Linked DNA regions of Homo sapiens: region 2 is linked to region 1. The links are chromatin loops, found by intact Hi-C in ENCODE. Cell type or tissue: Caco-2. All regions are shown on one strand. Links, peaks and the distances in the headings refer to the core of each region. The heading gives the core; the rest is flanking DNA. Region 1 overlaps BPIFB4 (BPI fold containing family B member 4). Region 2 overlaps BPIFA2 (BPI fold containing family A member 2).

The links. Hi-C counts contacts between places; a loop is a spot of excess contacts. Peaks named below come from ENCODE experiments on the same cell type or tissue, not always from the same donor. Only the 100,000 strongest peaks of a DNase experiment are listed, where the experiment ranks them.
Region 2: a loop joins it to region 1, with 5 times the contacts of the local background. A loop is called at or near these places in 2 of 110 quality-filtered maps.

What each region holds. Positions count from the first base shown.
Region 1 is chr20:33,094,236-33,098,625 of GRCh38, reverse strand. BPIFB4 (BPI fold containing family B member 4) reads right to left here. Exons shown (of 18, transcript NM_182519.3): 12 at 3,473-3,526; 13 at 839-1,009. Among named protein-coding and RNA genes, the nearest start is that of BPIFB4, 17 kb to the right of the region's middle. In Caco-2, for the core only: CTCF peaks have their summits at 2,277 and 2,477; a DNase peak (open chromatin) is centred at 2,495.
Region 2 is chr20:33,176,654-33,181,043 of GRCh38, reverse strand. It overlaps BPIFA2 (BPI fold containing family A member 2), which reads right to left. Exons shown (of 9, transcript NM_080574.4): 6 at 2,816-2,897; 7 at 1,377-1,440; 8 at 447-524. The coding sequence ends at 484. Among named protein-coding and RNA genes, the nearest start is that of BPIFA2, 11 kb to the right of the region's middle. RefSeq lists an enhancer at 2,922-3,423. In Caco-2, for the core only: no CTCF peak of the experiment used is centred there; a DNase peak (open chromatin) is centred at 2,103.

The sequences.
Region 1 (4,390 bases), core at 203-4,202:
CTACAGGTGTGTGCCACCACATCCAGCTGATTTTTGTATTTTTAGTAGAGGCAGAGTTTCACCATGTTGACAAGGCTGGTCTCGAAATCCTGGCCTCAAGTGATCCACCCACCTCAGCCTCTCAAAGAGCTGGGTTCTCAAGTGTGAGCCACCATGCCTGGCCATGGTTCACATTTTAAGAGGATTCCTTTCTATGAAATAATTGTGAAAATTGTTGTATTTGTATCTGTCCCCTGCTAGGTACCAGGTACAAGAGAGCAGGCACCATCTGTCTCGTTTCCCCTTTCCCCAGTGTCAAGTAGAAAGCATAACACATAGTAGGTGCTCAATAAATATTGCTGAATGAATGATCAAGACTGGCTTGGCCACACACTGGGTATAGGCAACCTGTGAGAATAATATCAGCTAACACTTTGGCAGCCTTTAGGGTATGTCAGGCACTGCTCTGAGCATCTTACTAATGCCCTACTGCCATCCCCCTGTGGCAGAGGAGAAAATCAGTCTTAATTTCATTCAGTCATCACGACAACCCCATGTGGTATTTTTTCTCCATGTTACAGATGAGAAAACTGGGGCTCAGAAGGAAATGCCAAGCAAATTGTGCAAGGCCAGCAAGAGAGTTAAGATTCTAGTCTAGAGATAGGGAGTGACTTGTCCAAAGTCATGTAGCTGGAAGTGGTAAAGGCTAGATTTGGGTTAGAGCCTCTGGCCCCAAAGTTGGGCCCATAGTCATGATGGTGGAGATTGAGGGGATTTGAAGGGGTCTTTGGGCTCCAGGAGACCATGTGGCTCTGTCTTGAGGCCCAGCTGGAGGCCACCAGTACCTCCAGACACTCACCACGTCAATGAGGCAGATGGTAGTCTCCAGGTCTTTGGGCTGGGAGACCATGACCTCGGCAGTGGCCAACACCTTCACCAGCGCTTTGTCCTTCTGCAGCATCACAGATGGTGGGTTCAGCACCTGGATCCTGATGATAAGTGGGCAGGACTCGGGGTACTGCTGGAACACCTGTGGGCAGGCACCAGGCCAGATGGACAGGGCCCTTAGCATAGGAGGTACCCAGGGGGTTATCAGCCAACCTCTAAACACAGAGCACCGGGGTCTCATGTTGCTTGAGTCCAACAAACCACAGGCAAAGCCAATGACCCACTGTGAGAACTGGGCAAGGAGCTGCCCTCTCCAAGCCTTGCACATGGGGTTACTATGAGAAATAACTGTGATCATGCCGGCAAAATTCAGGCTCAATGCCTGACACCTGGAAATGCTTAAAACTTGGTACTGAGTGAAATGGGGTCTCCCAGAGATGCTGGCCAGGTGCTGAATGGACAGTCTTAATTTCATTCAGTCATTACAACAACCCATGGGGTATTTTTTTTTCTCCACATTACAGATGAGAAAACAGGGCCTCAGAGGGGAATGCCAAGGAAATTGTCCAAGGCCAGGAGGAAAGTTAAGATTCCAGTGCATGTCTGTGGGCTCAGAGCCCAGAGCCTCCCAATGCCTCTGAACACTGTTCCTGAAATGAGAAGTCCACGCCTGGGGAATCCCACAGGGAGGTCCCAGGCAAGGCACAGGCTGCCCCCGAGCCCGGATTGCTGGAGGGACTTGAGCTTGTTTGCTGCAGTTTGATTCCCTGAAAGCTAATTTACTAAAGGGACAATTCATAAAATGGCAGTTTGCCATATTTATCAAATGATTGACTTACCAAAAATACATACTTTAAGGAATATACTTCTTAAATATGTTAACTGACCATAGAGAAATGGGCAAAACCACAATATTACTTTCAAAAGAAACAGAAAGAAGTCCCCTCCCCTGGTGACTCCGTGCAGCCCAGGTCTCCAGGACACATTGCTGGGTCCAGCCTGAATCCCCCCTGCTGCAGTCCCAGCGCCACTGAGGACTCAGTCCCTATTCTACCCCAGCTCTGCTACTGCCTCATCATGTGACCTCTCTGAGCCTCTGTTTCCCCATCTGTAAATGGTGTGCTTCTCCTCTTTGGTCCTGTGGATAGAGGGAATGATCAGAACCAATTGAAAAAGTATATTCTGACTGGGCACTGTGGCTCATGCCTGTACTCCCAGCACTTTGGGAGGCCGAGGTGGGCAGATCACTTGAGGTCAGGAGTTCGAGACCAGCCTGGTCAACATGGCGAAATACTGTCTCTACTCAAAATATAAAATTAGCCAGGCATGGTGGTGCATGCCTGTAGTCCCAGCTACTCAGGAGGCTGAGTCAGGGGAATTGCTTGAACCAGGGAGGCAGAGTTTGCAGTGAGCTGAGATTGTGCCACTGCACTCCAGCCTAGGCAACGCAGCAAGACTCTGTCTCAAAAAAAGAAAGAAAAAGTATACTCTAAAAAACAATTTCATAAGCTGTAAAGTGCAGTGCACATAGGAAGTGACCCAGTAAATAAAAGGTCCAGTTGATTGAGGGGTCCACCTGCTGGCTGGAGCTGCCACTGTTACCACCCTAGAGAATGATCCTTCCGATGTTCAATTTGCAGCCACATGAGGGCAATAGTGACCACGTGTTGAGTTTGTTCTCCCCCTAGAGCCTTTGAATTCCACCCAGGACTAAACAGGGCAGGCAGAAAAGAGGTGAAAAATGTCTAAAATGGCTATAGATTGCAGCCATCATTCACACCTGCATAACACTTACTAGGTACAGAGCCCTTTGCTTCCAGGTGCAAGGTAATAGGCCCAGAACCAGACATGGGACCAGAACTGGGGTGGGAAAGGCCTTTGTTCCAACTCTATATGGTCACTAATTGGACAAAAGCACACTTGCTTTTTTTTAAAAAAAGAAGTAATGTGTAATTATTAACAACAGCAATAATAGTTCATGTTGATCAAATGCCTGCTCCTTGCCTTGGTGCAGACTCCAGGTCCACAGCCACCCTCTGAAGTGAGCATGGTTACCCCGTTTTCCAGATGAGAAAACTGAGGCTCAGAGAGAGGAATTGTGCATCTAAGGTCATATGACTGGGATGTGCTGACTCATGTCTGTCTGTTCCAAAGGCCTGGCTTTTCCCTCTAAGCAGCTGTGCACCCGAGTGTGCCTGGCCCGCGTTGACACCTTTACATGCATCATCTCATTTACCTTCCTATGATAACCTATGGAATAGGTATCAGCAGCCTTTTTTGACAGATGAGGAAGCTAAGGCTCAGAGATGTTAAGACTCTTCTCCAAAGTCACACAGCAAGGGAAGTGGCCAGGCTAGGATTAGGCCTATGCAGGCTGGACCACCTATAGAATTCAGGGTCTTTCCACCTCAACCCTCTGTGTCTTCCCCCGCCCCCACCCATGGGGGTCTAGCCTGCAAGCCCTTGTCACTGTCACTGCACTCCCAAGCAGGGGTTCGGGGGAGAGCACCCCACCCCAGCGCTGAGCATCTTCCCTTCCAATCCAGTTTCTCAAACAAGATAGAGAATGAGGCTGAAGGCAATGGGACCTGCCCACCTTACATACCTTGGGGATCAGGGCTCCCAGTGTGGCTGTGGTAAGTGGAGGAAGCTCTTCAAACTATAGGACAAGAAGAAGGGCCACGTGAATCCTGGAGGCTATCGGTACAGACAGGAGTTGCTAATACAGTGATTAAACTCCTACATGCTTTACAACACCCAGCAGGGCGTCTTCGTCTTCTCTCCCTGAAAGACCCCTGGGGAAGTCCTGCCTACCCAGCCATCATCACCATACGCAGATCACCGTAGCCAGTTTGTGGTTAAGTGACCTGGGCTGACTTAAGCTGACCAAGGAGTGTTTCAAAGAACAGCAGGCAAAACCTGAATATTTCTCCTCTAAAAATGTTATTCTTGGGCGAGAACGGTGGCTCATGCCTGTAATCCCAGCACTTTGGGAGGCCGAGGCAGGTGGATCACTTCAGATCAGGAGTTTGAGACCAGCCTGGCCAACATGGTGAAAATCCCGCCTCTACTAAAAATACAAAAATTAGCCGGGCATGATGGCACATGCCTGTAATCCCAGCTACTTGGGAGGCTGAGGCAGGAGAATTGCTTGAACCCAGGAGATGGAGGTTGCAGTGAGCCAACATCACAACACTGCACTACAGCCTGGGTGACAGAGCAAGATTCTGTCTCAAAAAAAAAAAAAAGAAAGAAAGAAAAAGAAAAGAAACAAATGTCATTCCTTATTAAAACAAGGAGACCAGCATCAAGTCCATTTGCATAACTCAGTGTCCACTAAATTCATGACCTCTGTCATATCCTTGAACCACCTGTACTATTATTTACTTAGCATTTTTAAATTGGCTTGCTTCTTAAGACCTCAAATACTCAAAATGGAAAGCCAGTACCACTTGACACAAAGAGATGGCAACTGTAAAACCAAATACAATAAAAACAAAATAATGCCATTACCTTCTGCATG
Region 2 (4,390 bases), core at 282-4,281, 82 kb before region 1:
GGGTCTTTCATTAGCACCTGGCACTGACTCATCTTCATTCCCCTCACCCTCCTTCAGAACAATGGTAGATGTGAAAAGATTGATTGAGGCCACTACTGGAGCCAGGTTCAGGGCCCAATATGTGATCAGAATCATGGATATCCATTTGAGACCAAGGTTGGGGCTCATTCTGTGACCAAGACTAAGGCTCAGTCAATAACTGGCATCAAAGCTCAGTCTGTGACTAGGATCCAGGCTCAGTCTGGGGCCAGAATCAGAGTTCAGTGATTAAGGCTCAGTGTTCAGAGTGTGACCAGAATCAGGGCCTAGCCTGGGATGGGGGCCAGGGCTCAATCTATGACTGAGATGAAGGCACAGTCTTCTAACACAAAAATAAGGGAAGCCACGCTTGACTTTTACTTCACCATAGGCCCCTGTGCATTGGGGCACAGAGACTGGCTCCTCACCAGCATGCACCACAGTGGTCCTCCTCATTCGTCCTCTTCAGATGAGGGTTTGCAGCTGGGTTTTGTGCTGAGGATTATCTGAAGAAACAAAATCAATAGCAGGCCTTAGTCTCTGCCACTGGAATTGAATAGAGACCAGACTCCAAAAGATGCCGCTCTCCAGCCGGTAACCTGACAGTTGTGGGACCCCAGGGATGTTGCTCCACCTCTCTGAGCTTCAGTTTGTTCATCTGTAAAGTGGGTACAATGACAGTACCTTCCCCACAGGGTTGTTGCAAGGATCCAGTGAGATAGTGTGTACAGAGCACAAAGTGACTGCCTAAGGGACTGGACTTGTGGCTATTTCCTTTCTTCTTCTTCTTTTTTTTTTTCTTTTTTTGAGATTGCGGTCTCACTCTGTCACCCAGGCCGGAGTGCAGTGGCATGATGTCGGCTACCTGCGATGTCCGCCTCCTAGGCTCAAGCAATCCTCCCGCCTCAGCCTCCCGAGTAGCTGGGACTCCAGGTGGATGCCACCACGCCTGGCTAATTTTGTATTTTTTAGTAGAGATGGGGTTTCACCGTGTCACCCAGGCTGGTCTCAAACTCCTGAACTCAAGTGGTCTGCCCACCTCAGCCTCGCAAAGTGCTAGGATTACAAGTGTGAGCCACTGCGCCTGGCTGACTTGTGGCTATTTTCATAGAAGGGTCACCTCCAGGGTCTTGACAGCTTTACTTACTCCATTTCTCCCCAGCAACCCCAGCCATGCCTGTAGACCCAAAAGCCAAAGGGAGCCCCCGGGTGCCTGTGGAGGGGAAGCCATGGCTCCCAATTTGCTTAGGACAGTGGGTCCTTCTGCTTCTCCAGGGTCCCCTGACCAGAACTGCTTATGGGGTGGGCACAGAGCTCCATGCCTGCCTCAGAAGGTCCCCACTTCCCCATTGACTTACCGACGACCTGCTGAATGACATTCACATCCAGGGAGTGGATGAAGATGCGGATCAGTGGACATATCTGACAGCGGAGAAAGGAGGAAGAGGAGGGTCAGGAGTAGGAGGAAGAACAGATCATTCTTCTCAGCTGAGAACAAATTGCTTGCCACCCACAGATGAGCTCATTTCTAGGGATCTTAGAATCTTTGAACCTTAGGATTTTATTTTGTTTTATTGTATTTTTTTTTTTTTTTCTGAGACAGAATCTCACTGTCTTGCCCAGGCTGGAGTACAGTGGTACGATTTCTGCTCACTGCAACCTCCGCCTCCCAGATTCAAGTGATTCTCCTGCCTCAGCCTCTCAAGAAACTGGGTTCACAGGCACATGCCACCATGCCTGGCTAATTTTTGTATTTTCAGTAGAGACAGGGTTTCACCATGTTAGCCAGGCTGGTCTTGAACTCCTGACCTCAAGTGATCTGCCCACCTTGACCTTCAAAAGAGCTGGGATTACAGGCATAAGCCACCGCGCCTGGCCTGAACCTTAGGATTTTAGAACAATGGGATCCCAGCAGTCTTAAATCTGGAAACCCTAGGGTGTTAGAATCCTAACACCTTAGAACACTAGAATTCTAGGACCTCAAAAATCTACATTCTAGATTGTTAACATTCCCATGTTGAACTTTGGAACCCTGGAATTTTAAAGGGTCAAATGGTGCCCTGAGGCATTTGCCCTGAGGTTGTAGAGCGGAGTATCTCTTGCTCCTGTGTGTACACAGTTCCCCGCAGATTGCAATTCAGCAGGTCTGGGGTGTGGCCTGAGATTCCGCATTCCTATCAAGCACCCAGCTGAGGCTGAAGCTGGTGGAGGATCGCTTTTGGAATATAACTAAACTCCGGTTCAGTGGGTCACAGAGCCATCCGGAGGATTTTTCTTTTATAAACCCACATTCCTGGGTCTGCTTCCAGAATGACTGATTTAGAATCTCTGCAACTTTGGGCCTAGTAATCCTGCACATGGTACCTATGGTTTTGGATGATGCACAGATGGAAAAAAAATTAAAACTATTTTATAAGTCCATTGATTGTATGATATGTGATATTAATTTTCTATTTATGATAGGGATATAAAGTTTTATTTTTAAAAATAAATGCTTCTAAAGAAACATATTTAAGTAAAATTGTGTTGAAGATGTTAGCTACAAAAGCATATTGGTAGTGCGTGGATATGGTGAGAGGCTCAAGTTTGGGACCTGGCAATTTCAGCTAATGTCAGGCCTCTGCTCTACCCTGCTACCCACCAGGCTGATTAGTAGAGGAGGAAGCTCCAGCTGACCTCCTAAGGAGAAGCTTTCACCTCCGAAGGAAAAGTGCTCAGAGGATACAGCCAGGCCTGCAAATTCCCCCACCTGCCCCCACCAGGCCTGGATCTGGGCTCCAAGGAGTGGGAGACTCACCTCCTTCTGCAGCAGGGAGGATACAGTGCTTTTCAGCGTGTTGATCACGCTATTCACGAACTTGTTGATGATTTGGCTGTGTCTGGAAAACACAGGGAACTATTAAAGTCTGGTCAAGTGGGCAAGAGATGGGAGAACTGCCAAAAAGTTGGGGGCGGTGCGGGAAATACTGTGGAGTCAGATAAACCCCAGGGACATGGAGACACTTTAACAGACAGAGCCTCCCATCCACATGGATCATCACTTAGACTCCCACATCTGACCAGCGGCTCACCCCAGTGCCTCATGAGATTCTCAGCGCAGAGACCTTATTCGTTCACTCATTCAACCCGTATTTACAGAGCACCAGCTATGCACCAGGAACCTAGCTGGGCCCTGAGGATACCGAATAAGTAAAGTACAAACATCCCCTAACCTGGTACCTAAACATTAAGGGTCCAAACATACCCTGATGTGGTACCTAAACAAATCTTGCCAAAGTTGGCTCCTCCCACCTTCAACTCTTAGTATAATTGCCACCTCCTCAGGGCACCCCTCCCTGACTGCTTACCTAAGAGAGAGCTTTGCTATCACAGTGCCCAGTTAAGGGTAATGCTTTCTGCAGGACTCATTTCCCTGGAGCGTTCTTTACCGATGGACTGAATTTGGGTTGGATTGGATCCAAAGTGCAAAGAAAAGCGCTGAGAGGATTTGGAGCTGTAGAGTGGTGTCATTTCACAGATGTGGACACAGATCCACGGCAGCTTAGCTTTCCCTTGGGTAAGCTCCGCAAGAACAGGGACCTTGTCTGTCATCACCAATCAGTTCTCCAGAGCCCAGAATGGTGCCTGCCTGGCACACAGCAGATGCTCAATACACTTTTTTTTTTTTTTTTGAGACAATGTCTTGCTCTGTCACCCAGACTGGAGTGCAGTGGCACGATCTCGGCTCACTGCAACCTCTGCCTCCTGGGTTCAAGCAATGCTTGTGCCTCAGCGTCCCGAGTAGCTGGGATTACAGGAAACCGCCACCACCCCCGGCTAATTTTTGTATTTTTAGTAGAGACAGGATTTTGCCATGTTGGCCAAGCTGGTCTTGAACTCCTGACCTCAAGTGATCCACCCACCTCAGCCTCCCAAAGTGCTGGGATTACCGGTGTGGAGCCATCGTGCCCAGCCTCAATACATTTTTGGCTGAAAGAATGAAAGAAGTGAACATACAATTAAATATATATTGAGAACTTGTGACGAGTGCTTTAAAGGCAAGAGTTAGACTCTTACGAGAGAGAATAGGAGGAGCCCTGGGAAGGCCCTGAAGGATGCAAAAGTCCATCAAAGTGGAGTGAGAAGAAGGTGCTCTAGGTAGCCAGAGCACCCCAGGCAAAGGTCTTAAGCTGGGAAAGAGCCTTGAGAAACAGCCTATCTGAGACATGGCACAAAGGCCACTGTATCTGGGCACAGTGAGTAAGGGGAGGGTACAGGGATACAAGGGTGGGGCCAGATCAAACAGAGCCTTCATGACCATGGGGAGCACTTGGGATTGAACCACAAGTGCAAAGAAAGACCCTGGGAGGATCTGGAGCCTCAGAGTGGTGCC